2 separate regions of the Mus musculus genome follow, and region 1 is linked to region 2. The links are chromatin loops, found by intact Hi-C in ENCODE. Cell type or tissue: left cerebral cortex. All regions are shown on one strand. Links, peaks and the distances in the headings refer to the core of each region. The heading gives the core; the rest is flanking DNA.

Region 1 (10,800 bases), core at 1,388-9,387, 290 kb after region 2:
CAGCTATATCAGGGTCCTTTCAGCAACATCTTGCTAGTGTATGCAATAGTGTCTGCGTTTGGAGGCTGATTATGGGATGGATCCCCGGGTATGGCAGTCTCTACATGGTCCATCCTTTCCTCTCAGCTCCAATCTTTGTCTCTGTAACTCCTTCCATGGGTGTTTTGTTCCCAATTCTAAGAAGGGGCAAAGTGTCCACATTTTTCTTATGAACATCGTGTTGTTACCAACTACATCAACCCACCCAAGACGCTTCTCTTCTGACGTTTAGAAGCCAGCCATCTACTTTCCCATCATAGCTAAACATTGCAGAGAGTTACATTAACAGTCAGTGTTCACTGTGTAGTATATGGCATTGTAAAGGAAGAAGAAATCACCAGGGCATTTACTAAAGGAGAGGATAATGCCAGACTTGAGGAAGTCCTGGGTAACTGGCAGCTTTTGCATCAGCACTGCTGCATTGCCTCACATTTAATAGTAAGGGAAGCTTCTTTCCCCACAGCACACAGAAGTTTGTCTCCTTTGACTCTCCCTATCTTCATTGAGTCATGGGGACTTATAGGCTTGCTCTGGGTTGGAATTTGGTGTCTAGGGATGCCATGGTTAGTTTGAATGTCTGGCTTTGTACATACTACTAACAGCAATAAGGCTGTTTTAATTTCTCATCAATCACATTTTTGTGTGTGTGTGTGTTTTTACATAACATTTTAGCTCAGCCTTACAAATGTCCTCTTACAGGGCAGCAATTAGCTTATGGTGAATTGCTCCATAGGACATAACACGTTGGTTTTAATACTGTCTGTATATCATTGACCATTGACACAAGTCTATCATATCTTAATTTTGCTCAAAAGTCACTGTTTCTCCATTTCTCCATCATTATTCTTTTCTCTTTCTTTCTTTCTTTCTTTCTTTCTTTCTTTCTTTCTTTCTTTCTTTCTTTCTTTCTTTCTTTCCTTCCCTTTCTTTCTTTCTCTTTCTTTCTTTCTTTCTTTCTTTCTTTCTTTCTTTCTTTCTTTCTTTCTTTCTTTCTTTCCTTCCTTCCTTCCTTCTTTCCTTCCCTTCCCTTCTTCCTTCCCTTCCCTTCCCTTCTTCCCTTCCCTTCCCTTCCCTTCTTCCCTTCCCTTCCCTTCCCTTCCCTTCCCTTCCCTTCCCTTCCCTTCCCTTCCCTTCCCTTCCCTTCCCTTCCCTTCCCTTTCTTTCTTTCTTTCTTTCTTTCTTTCTTTCACTATTTTCTTCATTTACATTTCCGATGCTACCCCATAAGTCCCCCAAACCCTTCCCCCCAACCCCCTCCACCTCCCACTTCTTGGCCCTGGTGTTCCCCTGTACTGAGGCATATAAAGTTTGCAAGATCAATGGGCCTCTCTTTCCACTGATGGCCAGCTAGGTCAACTTCTGATACATATGCAGCTAGAGACACAAGCTCCAGGGGGAGCTTCATATTGGTTAGTTCATATTGTTGTTCCACCTATAGAGTTGCAGACCCCTTTAGTTCCTTGGGTACTTTCTCTAGCTCCTCCATTGGGGGCCCTGAGATAGATCCAATAGCTGACTGTGAGCCTCCACATATGTGTTTGCTAGGCCCCTGCATAGCCTCGCAAGAGACAGCTATATCAGGGTCCTTTCAGCAACATCTTGCTAGTGTATGCAATGGTGTCAGCGTTTGGAAGCTGATTATGGGATGGATCCCCAGGTATGGCAGTCTCTAGATGTTCCATCCTTTTGTCTCAGCTCCAATCTTTGTCTCTGTAACTCCTTCCATAGGTGTTTTGTTCCCAATTCTAAGAAGGAGCAAAGTGTCCATTTCAATCACATTTTTATTGGATATTTTCTTTATTTACATTTCAAATGTTATCCCCTTTCCCAGTTCCCCTCTCTCTTGGGAAAACCCTATCATATCCTCTCTACCCCTGCTTCTATGAGGGTGTTCCTCCACCCAACCACCTACTTCTACCTCCCCACCTTCAATTCCTGTACACTGGGGCATCTATCGAGCCTTCATAGGCCAAGGACCTCTCCTCCCATTGATGCATGACAAGGCCATCCTCTGCTATATATGCCGCTGAAGTCATGTGTACTCCTTTGTTGATGGCTAAGTCCCTGGGAGTTCTGGAGGGTCTGGTTGGTTGATGTTGTTGTTGTTCCTATGGGGTTGCAAACCCCTTCAACTCCTTCAGTTCCTTCTCTAACTTCTCTATTAGGGACCCCACGCTCAGTCCAATGGTTGGCTGCTAACATCAGCTTCTGTATTTGTAAGGCTCTGGCAGGGCTTGTCAGGAGACAGCCATATCAGGATCCTTTCAGCATGCACTTCTTGGCATCCACAATAGTGTCCGGGTTTGGTAACTGTATATGGGATGAATCACCAGGTGGGACAGTCTCTGGGAAGGCCACCAATCATATTTTTAAAAACTACCTTAATAAAGTTTCTTCTGGATCTACAAGAAATACAGCTTCCATTTTGTTTTCTTTCATACTACTTTTTACATTACACCTATACATTTCTTGCTTTTGATTAGAAGTGAAACACTTGTGATTATTTCTAATACTTGAAGACCTAGAAGCTATTTAAAGGCTATTAAATGATTTAATATCAATATGTTTGTGTCCTTGTATCTTGAGGAACAGGCAGGAGAGAAAGAGAGAGAGACAGAGACAGAGACAGACAGAGACAGACAGAGACAGACAGAGACAGGGACAGAGATCATATTTACTTATTTGGTTTTGGTTTATAGTGTGAGTGTGTGGTAGTTTGAATAGATATGGCCTCCATAGACTCATGTGCTTAATGGTTACCCCATAGGGAACTGTACTATTAGGAGGAATGGCCTTATTGGAGTGGCTGTGTCCTTGTTGAAGGAAGTGTGTCACTGTGTAGGCAGACTTTAAGGTATTATATCCGCTCAAGCTACACCAATGTTGTACACAGTCCCCTACTTGCCATCTGTATATTAAGATGAAGAACTCTCTGCTCCTCCAACACCATGTCTTCCTGTGTGCTGCCATGCCTCTCACCATGATGATCATGGACTAATCCTCTGAAATTGTAACCAGCCCCAATTAAATATTTTCCTTTACAAGAGTTGCAGTGGTCATGGTTTCTGTTCACAGCAATGAAACACTAAGACAGAGTGTCACAATAGTTATCATCAAAGTATTCACTGGTTCTTTGAGTGCCAAAATGATAAAACACTAATTAAAGAACTGAAATTCTGTAAATTTTACCAAATTACAACTCATGGTTACAAATTAAGCACATGCTGTTAGTTTTGCCTGATACAAGGTTGCTACAAATCTTTGCTATGTAAATCTAACCATATAACTAACTAACTAACTAACTAACTAACTAACTAACTAAATATGAGGTAGACCTGTGTATAATTATGCATAGAGACTGACATATAGCCTCCAAGGTCTTGTAGAAGAATCCAGGAGAGGTAAATTGTGCATGGATATGATAACTCTAGGCCATAGTCCAGACAGGAAGAGGTGAGGGGTCAGGAACAGTGGAAGATTTAAAGATGTTTTAGAGCATCAATGTTAAGATGCATCTTGCAAGGACAAGTAGACTCCAAATAGCCAGCCTGATAAATATTTACATATCCATGCAAAATATGTGTAAATAAATATTACAGATGTAGATGATTGTATAAAGTTATTAATATCTATCTGTAAAATTTAACAATTTACTCATAGAAATGTGGCCTAATATGATGAGAAATACAAAATAAATGTAACTATGTATTTTGTAAGGAATACTGATAAAATGCATTTATAAATATGTAACTAATGCACATATATATAGTCAAGTATATGAATAAATAAATATGTATGTATAAAATAAACATAAAAAAATGAAACACAGTATTACAGTTTCACAAACACCACCTGCAAACTTGGATTCTTGGGCAGTGGCAGTGGGCCTTTTAATCATCTCTGAAAGCAATGAGAACTAACATCTCTAAAGACCACTTTGTTGTCAGTTCTAGGTAAGTCTCTGCTGGAAACAAGGCTGTGCACACTTACCAGATGAAAGGGCACAGTCCTCCAGCAGGGACATGTTCTCCTCTCAGCAGAATTCTCACCTAGAAGTCCTTGGGGAGTATACAAGGCAATATTTACAGTATGGTCCAGGTGTGTGAAAGTGCAGCTAGTACTCTTCTTAGACACAAAATCAGCTGTGTACCAACCATCAGAGAGAGCTGGCTGCCATGTATATGTACATAGAGAAGGTAATTGATAGCCTTTCTAGGTTTGCTTGACAGAACTCAATTGTGGTCATTCAAAGGCCAGGGAATGGCACCAGATGAAAGAGATAAGGCACTTCTGAGGAAAATATGTCCGTCTAATAATAGCTGGCCTTAGTGATTCCTGCTAGGGGGAAATTGAATCTAGCTTAATAGTCGACTACAGAGCTTAGGATTTCCTCTGTCATTTAACTAGTGGGCAATGCTCTGTTGTTTTCTGACCAAGACCATGTCTGCCAGGCATGAGAATCACATTCATAGTCAGTGCTGGGTTCTGCCTCCTCAGTAGATATAATACCGAAAAATCAAATAGAACCAATGCTTATGAAGCAAGGAAAGCTTACATGACACAGTTTCAAACTAAGAATCCAATATGTGAGTCCCTCAATAATATGAGCAGGAACTGTCTCTATCTCTGTTGTGAGCTTTTGGAATCCTTTCCTATAGCTAGGCTGCTTTGTCTGGCCTCAGTGGGAGAGGATGCTCTTAGTCCTGTTGTCAGGACAGGGTAGGTGGGTACCCAGGAGGGTTCTTTTCTCTGAATGAGGGGAGGTATGAGCATGCAACTTGGAGGAGAGGAAGGAAGGGGCCCGCCATCAGACTGCAAAGTGAATAAATAAACAAATTAATGGAGGAAAAAAAAGACATTAGGTTTTGTTCCAAAGGGTTTGTGTTATAATCAATTGTGCTATGAATAGGGTCACAGTTAATCTTTGGACTGGTTCATGCTTGCTTACTTCTCCAGCATAAATCCCCAATAGTAAATCAGTGAGTTTAATTGGCAGCCTGTTCTCTGGACAGGCTGTATCAATACCTACTCCTCAGCAGTGTTTGAGGGCATGTTTCCTGTATGTTTAACAACAGGAGATAGTAGAAGAAGTAGACTTAACGTGCTGTATCTCTGTGCTTGCCTTGGATGCTAAGTCAACGGGTTCAACTGCTACAACTGCAAAAAAAAAAAAAAAAAAAAAAAAAAAGATGTTGCCATTTGTGTTTGTGTAACCATGTAACCATTGTGTTACCTCCAAAGGAGTAATTATAAAGTACACAGTTATCAAGGAAATTAAGTACTACTGTGTTGGTTCCAATGAGGTGTAGATACACAACACAACTGCCCATGTATTTGGAAAGAAGAAAAAATTCTCTTGAAGTATTTTCACAAGTCTGCTGCCGAGTCATGCTTCTAGTTTTGGAATTGCTTCCTTAGGTTATTTACCAGTGTCAGAATTAATATGAGGGCATTTTCCTCACCATAAAATATTCTTTTTATGTAACAATCTTGAACTTCTTATATTTTTACGCATGATTCTAATATTTTCTCTAAGTTTGCATGTGTTTTGTTTAAATGTATTTATAATGTCTGTTGGTTAGAGAAGTGGTCTCTGTTGCCCAGTCTGACCTCCAACTTTTGATGTTCATGTGATTCTCCTGCTTCCTGACCCTCACTTAGCCGAGACTTTAGGGTGTGTCAGCATTCATGGCTTGTGGACATTTTGTTTCAAGGCAGAAAGTTGAAAAAAAAACCAAAAACGTGTTTTCATGGAGCTGGAGAGGTGGCTCAGAGATCAAGAACACATTGCTGCTTTTGCCCAGGACCAAGTTCAGTTCCCTGAACCTATATATAAGGGTGAGTTGATGAGCTTTGCCTTGCTTCCAAGTCTGTGATGTCACAGGGATTTGGAGATATCATTGGGGTAAAATGTGCCGGAATTTGACTTAGATGGAATCCACAGCGTACACAGACTTGGGAAGGAAGTATTTCTGTCTACACTCATAGGCATATATTTATATTTTTAAATGAATTTACAGTGTTCATAAATGTATAAATATGTAAATACACATCTCAAGTAGATGCTTATTCTCTGGGCTCAGTTTTTAAAACTGTGTCTCAGGATAGGCTGTACAATAGCACCCACTTGTGGTAAATATAGCAATTGCACCCTTCTCTCAGAAGGACCATTCCCCAGTGGTTGATTGCTCTGTTGTCCTTTGTGAACTAAAAACAAACAAACAAACAAACAAAAACAAAACAAAACAAAAAACTGTCTGAGGTTTGGTATTGCGGGCTTCTGTACAGAGTACTGCAGTTGGACCTCTGTAAGAACACATGTGTGGGTTTGGCATCAGGACCGAAGCAATCAAGTTTTGGTCTTCTATACTCATGTAGTTCTGCCCATATGGAACTGGCCCTAGGGAGCCGTAGTAAAAAGTCCTGACCTGTTCACTGAAAAGAAGCTTCTGCAAAGACCTGCGTTTAGAACACTTCCACTTGTTGAGCATCTTTCCAGACAAAGGCTTCATTCTACATTATTTTCTGTGCAATGAACTCCTAGCAGTGCAGGTATAGAGGTTCGATTCTAAAGCTCTGGACTTAGACACCCATGTAGATGTGAAATGTCTGTAGACAAACCTGTGACCCTGCATGGGAAGTAGACAGAAGTCTGGCTGACCTTTGCCTAGAATGCCTGCTATGTCACCATCTGGGCGTCAGGCTGCTTGAGATCTAAAGTGAAAACTGCCAGGCCATCGTCCTCGTGGCCACCTCAGCATGGGCAGACACAAGGGAGTCCTGCATATGTGCATCCAGATGTTTTTATATTCACTTAGCAAGTTGAATATCCATCTGTATTCAATCATGCCCATCCTTTTCTCACATAAAAATGGATCTGTATATAAATGTCGATATGATGGAAGACTTGAGGCCTTTCAGAATACTGCAAGGGATTTCGTGTAAGTGAACATTTACTGCAGTAGAAAAACCTTTGCCTTAGGTGGCAAGTACAGCTTTGATATGCAATATGAAGTTTGCACTTAAATAGATATTCAAGCAAATTGATTTATTAATGTGGATGTGTAAACTGTTGACTGGGGAAGATGAACAAACACCAAGAAACCTACAGTTACACACCTGCAACGTGTTCTCATGCTGAGGGGTTTGGGGCCTGTGTGATTCTTTTGGCAACTCTGGAAGGTGAATTCTAATGGTTCCTCCCCCCCCCCCCCCAATCAGGGTAATGTTCTGTTAAATATCCCTGACCCAGTGTCATCACTCGATCTGAAGAAGGTAAATTTGGTTAGCAAAACTTACAGGACCAGACATTCTAGAAAGTGCTTAGAGAGGCCTGAAACACTGTGCCTGCCTAGGTAGATATTGCATCTGCTGGTTTCTCTGGGACAGAACTCAAGTTTGTTGCAGATTACCACTGGGGTGGTGCAGATAGTGTAAGTCGAGGTATAATTAGGATAACTATACAATTTTGGTAGGATAGTCCTGCACTGAGGATTGCCAGGGGCTGGGCCCTCAACCCTAAATGCAAGATCACACCACACCACACACACACACACACACACACACACACACACACACGCTTCTGTTCATCTGTCTGAAACCATCATGTCTATGGTTGTGCCTCTGAAAGCAGTCATTTTTTTGTGTATAATTTATCATTTTAAGGTAAGGAACTTTATTTAAGAATATTTAATTGTGGTTTTACTGGGGAAGAGGGGCAGTTTTTGTTGTTTTATCCAGTGAACCAACACCAGTGGCGTTCTACCTACTGAAAATGTTGCAAGCTGTTTGCTGACTCTGAAAGTTCAAAGGTAACTGCAGTAGACCTTACTGTTAATTTAGATTATGTAGAAGCTAATCAATGTGTATTGATTTAAAAAGCCAGAGTCCTTGAAAAAAATCAATATAAATATCATTTTCAGTCCTACTTAATTTGCATGATTTGACTACCCCCAATCTCCTACAATTGTTGTTTTAATCAATGTTTTGAGTGCTGTGTGTTGTTTTCAACAAATGAGTTATGATTTGACCAATAATTTAATATTTTATTAAAATCTCTGTATTAATATATATGTATATATGTACACACACACACACACACACACACACACACACACACACGTCAGGGTTTTTCTGTTTAAGAGCCCTGGCTGTCCTGAACTTTGTAGATCAGATTGGCCTTCAACTCACAGAAAATGCCTGCTTCTGCCTCTCTAGTGATGGGATTATAAGAGTGCTCCACCACTTCCTGGCTTCATATATTCTATTTTGATCTTGTTTTCTCCTCCCTCAAATCCAAGATCCTCCCAACCACTCTATCATCCAACTTTATGTTCTTCTCAACAACAACAACAACATCAACAACAACAACAACACCCCCACAAAACCCAATAAGACAACTACTCCTGGTCATGGGGCCTGCCTGCCTGGAGTGTGGTTGATATACCCAGTGACACTACATTGCAGAAAACTAATTTTTCCTTTGACAGCTGGTATCAATTGCTAATAACTTGCTTCTTTAAACAACCACAGGTGGGTGGTGTATTGGCGCCCTCCTGTGGTAGAGGTAGCAGCTGTTAGTTTACAGAGTTCATTAGGGCTGACTTCTCAGGTTGCCTTTAGAGCTGTGCAAAATTGTTACAACCCTAGAGACCACACATACTAATATACTAATGACATTATATAGAGGAATCAGGTGTGTGTGTGTGTGTGTGTGTGTGTGTGTGTGTGTGTTGTATGTGTAAAATAGTGTAAGGTGAGGTATGCCCAGGATAACTATATATTTTTCTAGGATAGATCTGCACTGAGGACCTCTTATGTTGTGTGTGTGTGTGCACATGGTATATGTATATATATATACCTCCTAAATATCACTGCCTCTAAATACACTTTCTCTTTTATTCACAATAAACTTTCTCCTACAACATATCTAGGTGCAATCATGACCTTTCCTATTTTATTTCTTTTTATTGAGTTGTGGGGCACCAGCTGTACTATGCATAGCTGCAGGGCAAGAGCTCTGTGTGAGAGCAGGCTGATGTCTCTGGCTGACTTCAGAATGCAGCACAGTATCAGCCTTCCCCCCCCCCCCCTTCCTCTACTCTGAGGCTACACTAACCACAGGTCTCTTGGTTTCTATGTAAGCACCTTTTAACATTCCACAGAGAAGAGAGAGTATATGCTCACCTTTCTGTACCAGCTCTCTGCATTCACTTCTCAGCAGGATCTGATGTTTCATAACTTGTCTCAGTGTCAGGATGCTATTCTTTTTACGGCTGTCTCGTGCTCCCCTGTATATCTGTATTATATTTAAATGTTACTTTTACTTCCGTGTTCCTCTTCACTGTTTCCATGTGCTTTTCGTGCTACCGTGAATGAGTTTGTGATGAACACAGACATAGAAGTCTTCCTAAGACACTGGTTTCATCTCCTCCTGAATGTGTGCTCATTATTGTGAAACTGCTGCATCACAAGGTAGATACATTTGCTTAACTCTTCAAAGAACCATCATACGGTTACCCATAAAGACCATAAAAATTTATATTCCAGCCAACAGTGTGCATCTCTCCAGCACTTACTATCTTTAGTCTGTCTGACAGTAGACACTCTAGTGAGTGGACTGATAACTCATTGTGGCTTTGATTTATAGTATCCTGATGACCAACACTGCACATTTTTATACATCCATGATGGTTAGTCTTCATTGTCAACTTGACAAAACCCAGAATCACTTTAAAAGACATCTTCAATGAAAGGTTATCTGTATTGGGTTGCCTGTGGGCATTCCTATGAGGGTTTTTAATTGGGGTAACTGAAATAGAAAGACTCCCCATGAAGGTGGGTTTCATCATTTCAAGGGTTGGACTCTCTACTAGATAAAGGAGAGAAGGTCACCTGAACACAGACAGGCATGCGTGCATCCATTTTTCTATTTGCTTCTGATAAATATGACCAACTCCTGCCTTGACTTCCTCATAATGATGGGACCCCGGAAGTGCAATTCTGTAAACTGAATAAATTCCTTTCTCTAAACAGTTGTTTTGTCAGGGTACTTTTAGTATCGTTAAACTCAGACAGTATCATCAGCCTTATCTGTAGGTCAGATAAGAAATTGAGAAATATCTGTTTATATCTTTGCTCATATTTAAAACAGCTATTTATTCTTGGTCTGTTGAGTTTTAGGTTAGTCTTGGTAAGTATCCGAATATGTTAATCTTCATGAGTGCAAAATTACTGCCACATTTATCTTGATTTAATGGCTTTTGTGTGCTGTTTCTAACATCTGAAGATACTCCTCTGTTAGTTTGTAGGGAGTTTATTATCTTTCATATAAGCGTGAGAGTCTACTTAGAGGTGATTTCTGTTTATAGCATGAAGTTATATTCAAAGCTCTTCTCTGGGTAGATACTCAGTGCATGCTATGCTATGTATTGGAAATGTGTTTTTCTCATCTCACTGTAGAAAAAAAGATGGATAAGTAAACAGACAGATAGATACATACATACATACACACATACATACATATATACATACATACTAGACATATTATTTTAGTTTATTTTCTATTGCTGTGATAAAATACTATGACAAAAGTCAATTTGGGAAGGAAAGAGTTGATTTGGCTCACATTGACAGTACATACCAGGGGAGCCAAGGCAGAAACTCAAGGCGGGTACCTGCAAGTCGGACTGAAACAGTCATGAAAGTAACACTGTTTATTACTTGATTTCCCTGACTTGCTCTATTGTTTTCTTAAACAAG
Region 2 (10,653 bases), core at 2,654-10,653:
GTCTTCAAAGGAGGCCAAGAAATAGAGTGAAAGACAAGAATCGTGTACTGAGAGCACAAGCTCAATGTACTGAAAGAACCTATTGAAACTAACTGGGGGATGTAGAGCTTCAGAAGATATATAACAAACATGCAAAAGCAAATACAGTTCTGAAATGCAGCGTCTGTAAATGAAAATTAAATATGTTACTACAATGACATTGAAAGACAGTAACTCTTGATGAATAATTCTTATGAAAGCTTTCTAAAATACTTACACTGAAAACTATAGCAACTTCTTGAGAGAAATAGCGAAGAGCTATTTAAATGGAAGGAAGCATCATGTTTATGGATTAGAGGGCTCACTGTTTCAAGGACATCAATCATACATCAGTTAGTCCAAAAATTCAATAGAATTCCAGGAAAAGTATTGTGAAATGAGTCATATGATACTAGCATTAATCTAAAAGAACGTCTACAGAAACACTGAGGAAGTAAAAAAAGATGAAAAACTCACACAACCAGATGTGAAATTCTATTATAATGAGTACATAGACAGAACCCAGACTGTCGTCTGATCCACAGAGGTGACAGGGCAATGAGGAGAAAATATTCTCTCTCCTTAAAAGAACTGGGTGGATTGAATGCCAACAGAACAATGAATATCTGTTCTTAATAATAGTTTATAAAATACATAAGATTAATTATAGATGAGTGAGAAATCTCAGTGTGAAAAGTAAAACCGTGAAGCTTCCAGAAGAAGACACAGAGTGATCTCTCCACGACCCTGGGGAAGGCAGAGAGGTTTGAAACGAGAGAGAAAAGTGCAGATGTATTAGGAAGTGCTGAGAAATTGCTCTACAATAAGAGTATCCATTTATTAGAAGATTCCACTAATGTCAAATTCCAAAGACAAGTCTGTAAGGTCAGGGGCATAAGATGGAAATATGCCTCTCAGAAAACATGAAGAACCCCACATTCACTTAGTATGAATAAGCATATATCTTTATCCCTTTTTATTAGTTTTATTTTTTTTTAACATTCACACTTACTGCTTAAATTAAAAATAGCAACATTCTACTGTACCTTTTACCACAATGTAGTTATAAGACACATGATGCTAACTGGACATTGTTACGTGTCCAGGAAGTAGCTCAGTAGTGACCACTCTAGATGACCAAAGACAGGATGTGTGACGCAATCCATGGAGCAACCACCTAGCAAATGCTGTAAAAATGAAACATTGACAACTTAAGGAAAACATATAATTAAAAATTTTTACATTAATTTGTACTTAGTGTGTGAATGTGTGTCTTATTAATTTGTACTTTGTGTGTGTGTGTGTGTGTGTGTGTGTGTGTGTGTGTGTATCTCATAGCACCTGCATGAGGTCAAAGCAAAAGTTGTGGGGATACATTCTCTCCTTCCATATGTGGGTGAATCCTTGGATCTTCAAACATGATCACAGATGTTCTTGCAAACTGAGCCATCTCACTGACCCAAGTATATGAAATTTTGATTTCCAGTGACAATGACAGAAGACAACACAGTAGGAATAGATGAATAAAAACATATTGGACAAGTGGAGAATAGATGTCAGAATGATCAACTTAGGGAGACCAATGATACACTGAATGTAAGTGGGCTGAGCAGTAAATAATATTGAAATATTCAGAGCAGAAGAAACCAGCTGTGTATGATCTCCCAGGCATACTTCAAATAGGAAGTCATGAGTTTCAGATAGAAGTAAATTTAAATAAGATGTGCTGTGCAATCAGAAGGCCTGAGACTGATGATGTTACTTTACCAATATTAAAGAGAATACAAGCCTGGGAGTAATAACAGAATTAAAGAGGAATATGTTACAAAATAAAATAGGCTAGTTCACTAGTGCAACAATCACACAAACACACACACACACACTAAATTAAAAGCCTTTGAAGCAAAACTGGCAGAACTAAGAACCAACATTAAAGATAGTTCCTTGAATTTTAAAGTCTAGCAAAGAACCAAATATGTAGTGAACCCTGTGGGCCTGTGTAACTGACATTTATAGGGCACTTGAGTCCAACAATGCCAGAATACATATTCTTTTCTTTTTCAAGTACATATGGGATGTTTTCCAAGACAGAACATTTACTATATGTCAGATCCAAAATCAAGTCAATATAGTTAAAAGGGTCGAAATAAAAAGAATGTGTGATGGCCTCAAAGATTTAAGTTAGAATTATATACAAGAGTCATACATATGAAAAATAATCACTTATTTGAAAACAAAGTAGCACAAGGAAATTAGAAAATGTTTTGATTGGCAGGGAAATGAATATGAAACATCAAAATTAGTTAGAGGCGTGGAGGCAGCTCTCGGATGGAAATTTGTATCTTTCATTACATTTTAAAGGAAATCTAAGCTCAATGATCCCAGTGTATTCATTAAGAACTGTGTAAGAAAAGCAAATTAAATCTATACTATGTATAAACAATGAGATGAAAACCCATAAAAGGACAAGGTGAGAAAATTAACAAAGAAAATGTTATCTGGGAAGATCAATAAGTCTGATGAACCCTACTGAATGTAATTAAGATCAAAAATTAGGAAACTAATTACTAGATGCAGGAATGAAAAGGAGTTATCACTACATGTTTTGCAGACAGAATGGTGGCATCAAAGGGGTACTGTAATGCCATGCCGCAAATCTATTATTGCTTAAAGAAACAGGTGCAATTCTCAAAATGCTACAAGTTGTAAAAACCTTTTCAGGATGAAATAGAAACTCTGAACTGTCCTATAGCTGTTAAACTTTGTTCTTAACTTAGAAAACAACAGTAACAACATCAAAACAACCCATAAATGTAGGCTCAGTGAGAGACCATAACGATACACAAGCCTGTGGGCCTGATAAAGGTGGAAGGAGAGAACTGACTTCATTTTCACTAAGTTGTCCTCAGACCAAATCTACATGCAGAGTGGAATGTGTCATACAAATATATCATATGCCAATAAAAATAATTTTCTAAGTTTTATAAAGAAACCTTAAGGTTTATAACTCCATTTGCCAATCTTTTCAAAGTTCAAATTAGAAATAATATCTTCTACAATCAATTTGAGAATATTGTGGAGTTGGGATTGTTTCCCAATTTACTCCATGATGCTAATATCATTCTTCACAGAATTAGTGAAATTTTAAGAGGTAAAAATTATACAGCATTCTTTCTTACAGATAGAAATAGATGAAAAATCTTTAAAATTTAGTGGAAATGTAGCAGTAGTCAAATTTATGGTCAAGGTCTCCTGTGGTTTGATGTTTCTTATTAACACTGGGAAGTTTCCAGAATTTGTTTTTGGATGTTTCTGTAGTCCAATATTGCCTCTCTGCTTAATGAAGGGACCCTGCATCCCTAAAAGACCCAGAAAAGATGGTGTTCATCCAGGAAAGCCATCCAATTCCCCCCTCCCCAAGGTAGGTGAGAAATACATCTTGGCAGTGTAGGGCAAAGGGGACATTAACGTTGTCCATTGTGGTCGACATATTTGGTCATTTTATACGTTTTACACATTTTAATTTTACAGGCTTAAAACAATCATCCTACTATCTCAAATTGTTGGTCTTTTGTCTTAGATTTTCTGTTGCTGTGAAGAGACACATGACTACAGCAGCTCTAATAAAGAGAGCCATTTAATTGAAGCTGGCTTTCCATTCAGAGGTTTAGTCCACTGTCATCAAGGCAGGAAGCATGGTAGCATGTAGGCAGACATGGGGCTAGAGAGGTAGCTGAGAGTTCTACATCTGGATTGGCAGGGAGCAGGAAGAGAAAGACCCTGGACCTGGCTTGACGTTCTGAAACCTCAACCCATCTCCAGTGGCACACTTCTTCCAATGAGGCCACACCTACTCCAACAAGGCCACACCTCCTAATAATGCCACTCCCTATGAGCCTATGGGGGCTATTTTCATTCAAACCACCCTAAGCATCTTTCCTGATTAGTTTGTTGTAAAGTCAGCTTTAAGGTTGACTGTGACTCCTCTTATGTGTTGTCTATTCACTTGCATGTTTTTTATTTTTTCTTTTAAAAATTATCTTGCTATTTAACATATATACGTGTTGTGTCTGTATGTCTGTCTGCACTGCATGTGATCCTGAAGAGCCAGACCAGGGCATCAGATTCCCTGGAGCTTGAGTTACTGACTGTTTTGAAGTACCATGTGACTCCTGAAAATTGACCGTGGGTCCTCTGCAACAACAGCTCTTAACTGCTGAGCCACGCCTCCAGCCTTGCTTTTCACTTTGCAATTTGAACTTACTGTGATTTTCTTTTGGAGTCCTGTGTGGGAAGCTGTAAAGCTTCACCCCTATCCCCCCCTTTGCTCCCCCCCCCCCACTAGAGGAGGAATCCTTGAATATAAACAGCACAGGCATTTGATAGCTGGATCTGCTCTAAGCCTGCTAATGCACTGTCGGTGGTTACAGGATTATCTTCTCCCTTTCCATAGCTCAAGCAGAAAACATGGTTCTCTTTCCTGGGACACAATAGAGGTTTTCTAGTCTATTACATGAAAGGGGATTTTGTTTTAGTCTGTGGATTTATGAAGATTTCTTCATCCCTGCTTCCTATCTCTCCTAGGCACAATGTCCAGTTTCCTTGGACTGCATTAAAAGTCTAGACTTCCATCCTTGAGTCTGCCCTTGCTCTGCCTCTCCTTAGGCTAAGGCAGCACCATCAGTTTGTGGAGTGTGTAGGGTTTGTTTCCAGTTGCCTTTATAAACTTGGATACATTGTGTTTCCTTTTACCTTTTCTTTATGCTGAGGATGGGATTAAGCAGTGAGCCTACACATATGAGTAAACTCTATACTCTCAGATTATTTTACACTGCACAGATGAAAGTAACTGGGTCTCATTGAGAGCACTAGGTGCTTTCAGTCTTCTCAGAACTGAGGAACTGAGTTAATGGGTTGTTTGCAGAGCCTCCAGGTGTCTGCCCAAGCATAGGTCATAAACAGGTATTGACCAATTGTCCCACCCAAAGACGATTATTTCCTTGGTTGCTGATCTTACAGGGCATAGCTTTAGTGGTATGTTTGGGGGCCCCTAAATGTGACTCCCCAACTCAGTAAGGATGTAATCATGGTTTCTGTAATGTGATCCCAGTTGGCCACACTCAGGAGAAGTTGGTTTTCCTGGCTTATCCCTCTGTAGTGCTAGCGAGGGCTCTTAGGCACTTTCAGACTGAGAATAGAAGAGAGAGCCCTTCCATCCCACCACCAGTGCAGATGGTTTTCTGCTTCTAGCCGATGCTGTGTGCTTCCCCTTCTCTGATGTTTTTTTTTTTTTTCCTTCTCTCCTATCTTCCTGGCAGTGAATGCTTTACAGCTCATTCCTTCACCAAGTGCCTGCTTTGTGATGTTCCTGCTGTTGGACATAGGATGAGGAGTACCCAGGTGCCAGATATACACCCAACTGTTTGCCACATGCCTCTGCCTGCTGTCCCCTTCCCATGTGGAATACTGGGTCTCCTTTGACGGGAGCCCTGGTCAGTTGTCTGTCTTTTGTTTTTTTGTTTTTGCTTTTTTTTTTAAATGAACTTTCTCCCAAAACAGTTTTCCCCCCTTTGCTCTTAACCTGAAGCTGTGAAACCTTATACCAACTCTTTATACTTCTATTAGTAATCAACATGGGAATCCTTCAAGATACTCATTTCCAGGGTATTGCATGCCACTGCTCCTGCAAACCAAGCAGCTGGAGTCACTATCCCCTTCCCACCACTTCCAGTTTAGTCACTTTTTTTTTTTTTTGATAAGCCTGTCCCTCTTTTTTAGTGTTGTACTTTCTAACCCATTGGAGCAACAGTCTGATGACACAGGTGTTATGGAGTCTGTGGGAAGAGAGGATGGATTCCGCTAACGGAAACCAGAGTAGTCATCAAGGTGTGCTTTCTGTACTTCCGGGGACAAATGGGGTAGCCTAACTCACTTCTGACTGCTCTCATTAGTACCATCCTCCCAATATGGCAGCAAGGAAGATACCTCTAGACCAGGGTCTCTGTGGCTGATCTCCCTCAGTCCTTACTTGTTCATTTACTGTTCTTTGAATCAAAGAGGCCGACAGAATCAAGTTTTGGCTTGTCTTTTCAGAAAGGGATTGGAGTTAATGTTCCAATTTTCTGAATCTGTTTTAAAAGAAAGTGAGACTAGGTCAGGCTTTCTGCTGATAAAGTATGTTATGCCTCAGGAAGGAGCTAATCGCTGGAAACACCAGGTCTTGCAGGGAAAACATAGGCTTACTCCTGCGTGGTCTACCTTGTCTGGCTGGAGAAACTTCTGAGTTTGCGATGCAGATTCTGGTACCAGAGAGAGTCCTGGAGGACTGGGTCTGAAAACTGTTACTGGTGTGAGTACAGAGCACAGTTGGTAGCAGGAGCAAGTAGCTCGGGGTCAGAGGCCATCAACTAGCTGAGCAGGGATGCAGTTCCCGGGGCGGCCACGGAGCTGCGCGGCTCAGAGAGCGCTCGCGAGGCGGGGGCGCGCTGTCACGTGTGGGGGTGCGCGGCGGCGGCGGGCGCGCGCAGCGCTTTAAAGGCGCGGAGGCGGCTGGAGCGGCAGCTCGGCCCCGGCGGACGGCGGGACACGGCGGCTGCTCCGGCGACATGTGCGGCCGGCGGGGAGGCATCTGGCTGGCTCTGGCCGCGGCGCTGCTGCACGGTAACCTCAGCGCGGCTTCGGCCCTACTCCCCGCGGCGGGCTCCGGGGAGCAGACTCCGGCGGGCAGGCGGGCGGGCGGGTGGTCCCGGGTTGCGGCTGGGCGGCGGGGCTGAGATGCTCTGGGGCGGGGTGGCGGCCCCGTGCTGAGGCCCGCTGGGCGCTCTGCTTCCTAAGTGTCCCTGCAAGGCGAGTTCCAGAGGAGGCTGTACAAGGAGCTGGTCAAGAACTACAACCCGCTGGAGAGGCCGGTGGCCAACGACTCGCAGCCGCTCACCGTGTACTTCTCCCTGAGCCTCCTGCAGATCATGGATGTGGTGAGTCTGGCGGGGCGCTCGGGCCACACACCCTCCTGTCCCGGACCAGGTTGCGCTTCGGGCAGGACCCCCAGCCACCTGTGCATGGGTACTTGGGTCGCATCTTTCTTTTAGCTAGAAACTCCCGGCCAAAGTGTCCTAAGCTGGGAGTCAGTAGCAGGAACAGGCTTCCTTGGTCACTTTCAGACTCCCTTAGAAAGAAAACTAGTGCAGCTCTGCGCCCGGAGCCCGGAATAGTTTAGATACTTACAAGCTTTTCTTCCTCTTTAGTGACTGCGTAGTGCCTTGGTGGGGGCCTGGCTTTTCGGCTGCCAATCTGTTTGGGGAGAAGGCCAACTGTAGGTGTCTAGAAGCGTTCCCATTAGGGGGATGGTCATTGGTTTTATTTTGTGGAGACGACAGTTGTGGGCGATCCTTTTTGGAGAATTCCAGGCAGCTAGTAGCAGTCCTCTGGACCCCTTGCAGCAAGCCACACCCCTGCAGTATCTGTGACAGCTTGGTTTTTTTCTTCTGCCAGCTGGGCTACTTTTTACGATTTTTTATAGGTGGAGTCTTCCAAATGATGCCAATACTTAGAAAGTGTTCCAGTGTCTGTTCTCTAGGTGGGTAAGGCTGGAGCAAAGGGATTTTTGTGTTCATCAGGAGAAACTACTGTGAGCAAAGAGGTACCAAAAGAACTTTGGTAAAGTGGCATGGCAGGTGGTACTTCCCACTCCTGCCCTCACTCCTAGGCTGTTCCTTTTAATCTAGTTAGTTCTCATGATGAATGGCTTCTCACTTCATACTATACCCGTTAAATCTGCATCTCTTCCCATGACAGAATCCTACTTTATTAAGTGTGCACTGCACAGTGTGTGTGTGTGTGTGTGTGTGTGTGTGTGTGTGTGTGTGTGTGTGATTTATCATGAGAGATGTAGAAGACAGCTGCTGCCTCGTGGACGATTGTTTTCTAAGTTTACAGAGCACAGACTACAGGGAAGGAAGAAGAAGAAGAAATCTTGTTGGTTTGGAGTCTGAGTGACAGACAGTGAGGAGGAGATTCTGCCATGGAGCAGAACATAGTTCAGAGAGAAGTGGAGGAGGGAGGCAGTGAGGGGGAGGAGGTGCAAAGGCTCCTGGGCATTTGGGTAGGGTAGACCTACAGGACAGTTCAGTTAAGTGGTGGAGACATTGTCCTTATTGCTTCTGGTTGACTTTGGGAAGTATCATAAACATCTTGAGGTTTGGCTTCCCTGCTAACAGAATGGTGGACACCTACATACTTCACTGGGCACCATGATCCATGAGGAGCAAGGAAAAAAAAGAGATAATGTCAAGATTCCTCAAAGTCAACTACATCATTATAGTTATTTTCCTGCAAAAAGTATACAAGGAAGGGTAAAGTAGCTAAGCTAACATGTTCCATAAAAACCACAAAGTAAGATGACTTCTCTGTCCCTACTTGCCCAGGGTCTACTTTGGCAAGCTGGCCTTATTGTATGCTTCATAGCAGCCTCTGGCTGGGTAGTAAGCTTTATGGTATAGGGGCTAGTCAGCTGTAGAGCTTGTGCAAAGAAATAGAGCAGGCCTGGCAAGCTTATTGAAAAGGAAAAGCCTCTTTAGAATTCAGGTTAATATGTCAATAAGGCTTGCTGACCTGTAGAAGTTAAGTTGTAAGCTAGGATTAATGATGTGGAAAAACTTAGTTATGTTATACAACTATTTAAAAAAATTAAAGACAACAAACTATAAAACTTTAAGTTATTGCCATATCAGTTAGGAAAAAAAAAACCATATGAAGAGGGTCATGAACAGAGGTCAAGGGGAGAGTGAGGTTTGAGAAAATCTCCCTCTCCCCTTGGCCTCAGATCTAGCTGCGGACATACTGAGCTTCCCACTAGGCAATGCTGCATGTTTGTGGAGTGGCCTTGAGAAAGCTACTTAACTTTTCTCAGCCATGCTCTCTCATGTGTAAAATGAGAACAATCATATCCACTTCACGGGTTTTGAGAGGATTAAAAAAGAGAAGTTCTTGCCACACGCTGATAATTTGCTGAAAGCTTACTCCATCTTAATTATGTAGTGACTTCATTCAGAGGTCACGAAGTCTATTCCTAGAGAGGTGTGGTCACTTACCCAAGGATGCCCAAAGACTGCAGGCAGTCTGCTAAGGAAAACTCAAATGGAGTTTCTTTGCATGCCCTTTGCCTATCATAAGCTTTTTAGACTTGGTAACTTACTTTTGTAGAACAGAGCTAGCTTAATCTACTTAAACTGGATACGCGGTAGCTGATTGAATATGTGTGTCCTAAGCTCCTGGGTGAGAAGGAGGTTTCTACATCAGGCACAAGGAAATATGCAAGCATTTGTATTCTAATCCCGTTTGGCTCTGCCCCGTTTTTTTTTTTTTTTTTTTTTTGAAGCAGAGCCAGGTCTTTCTTGCTGAAATCTCAGCACTCTGGACAGAGGCACCAGCTCTCAGGAGGGCTATGAGTCTTCTCCTGTGGTGGAATCTCTTTACAAATTCATCTCTAGGGGGTCATTTTGCTCATTTCAACCTATTGTTCCATAGTCTAGAATTTATTTCTTACAACTTATTATTGCTTCCCCCCCTTTTCAGCAAAATGTCCTGCCTTCAGGGATGCATAGATGGCATATGATGCCACATATACATTTTATTCATACAAGATGGTTTGCACCATCAGCATGTTCCACCTCTGTTTATAGGGCTCCCAGTGTAAGCCTTGTTAGGCTCTGAAAGTTTACAGATGAACAAGAGAGGACTTTCACCTCTAGAGGCAACATGATCTGATTGGCTCTAAGACTAAGAAGAAAATCTAAGATTTTCACATGTGATGGAATTTGACATAGTTTTCAAAGTGCTGAAGATTGCACACTAGGGGACATTTATTTCCAATGACAGAGGCTGGGGTGGTTTCAAAGAACAAGAGGTTGGATTTTCAATAGGAGTTTCCCAGATAGAGAAAGTAGAAAGACTTCCCTAAGTAATGGAAACAGAGGGAAGGGAGATTGTAAATGTAAGGGAGGAGACACTCCTTCAACAGGGTGTGTTCATGAAATCCTGGCTCCTACCTTTAGCAAGGTGTTTCCATAAGGTCCTAGCTCCCTGCCTTCAACTAGGTGTTTCCATGGACTGCTCTCAGTTGATGTTTGCTTCAGGTTTAACCGAAAGACTTCTTAGGAAATTTATGCTTTCTTAGAAGTTCAAAAATATTGATCAATTCATAAATACTTTTATCAACCTTTCTTCTAGTATGCTTCTAAAAAAGTATGTGATTTTTCTCTGGTAGTAAGGGGTAGTGTGTAAAATATCTCGAATATGCTACAGAATTCACAGACTGACTTGTGATCTACCTGAGTGCCACAGACTCTGTGCTTGAAGAGGTAGCATTCCAGGACTTTGAAAACCTATAAGACTAGCTTGCCAGAGCCTATTTTCCTAGAAATGGAAACATTCTAACCGTAGCTTTTTATTAAATCTAATAAGTATGAATTATAGATGAGAATGAGAAAATGTGCATATGTTTTAAAGATAAAACATGGGTCTTTAGAGGATTTTCTGTAGCCACTGTGGTCTGTTCTAGTTATTTGGCTATCCCCTTGGTGAGGCATTTGGTAGAGAGTGGGAAGGCATGGCAAATTTCTTCCCGCAGGGGCGGGA

What was found. A loop is a pair of places that touch in the nucleus more often than their neighbours do. Peaks named below come from ENCODE experiments on the same cell type or tissue, not always from the same donor. Only the 100,000 strongest peaks of a DNase experiment are listed, where the experiment ranks them.
Region 1: a loop joins it to region 2, with 12 times the contacts of the local background. A loop is called at or near these places in 11 of 42 quality-filtered maps.

Annotation. Positions count from the first base shown.
Region 1 is chr7:62,920,231-62,931,030 of GRCm38, reverse strand. No RefSeq gene overlaps it. Among named protein-coding and RNA genes, the nearest start is that of A26c2, 100 kb to the right of the region's middle. In left cerebral cortex, for the core only: CTCF peaks have their summits at 6,180 and 8,588 (motif pointing left); DNase peaks (open chromatin) are centred at 5,934, 6,135 and 8,590.
Region 2 is chr7:63,208,447-63,219,099 of GRCm38, reverse strand. It overlaps Chrna7 (cholinergic receptor, nicotinic, alpha polypeptide 7), which reads left to right and starts at 6,574. Exons shown (of 10, transcript NM_007390.3): 1 at 6,574-6,678; 2 at 6,853-6,992. The coding sequence starts at 6,624. In left cerebral cortex, for the core only: a CTCF peak has its summit at 6,448; DNase peaks (open chromatin) are centred at 4,246, 6,506, 7,016 and 7,169; H3K4me3 peaks cover 1,427 bases; H3K27ac peaks cover 463 bases.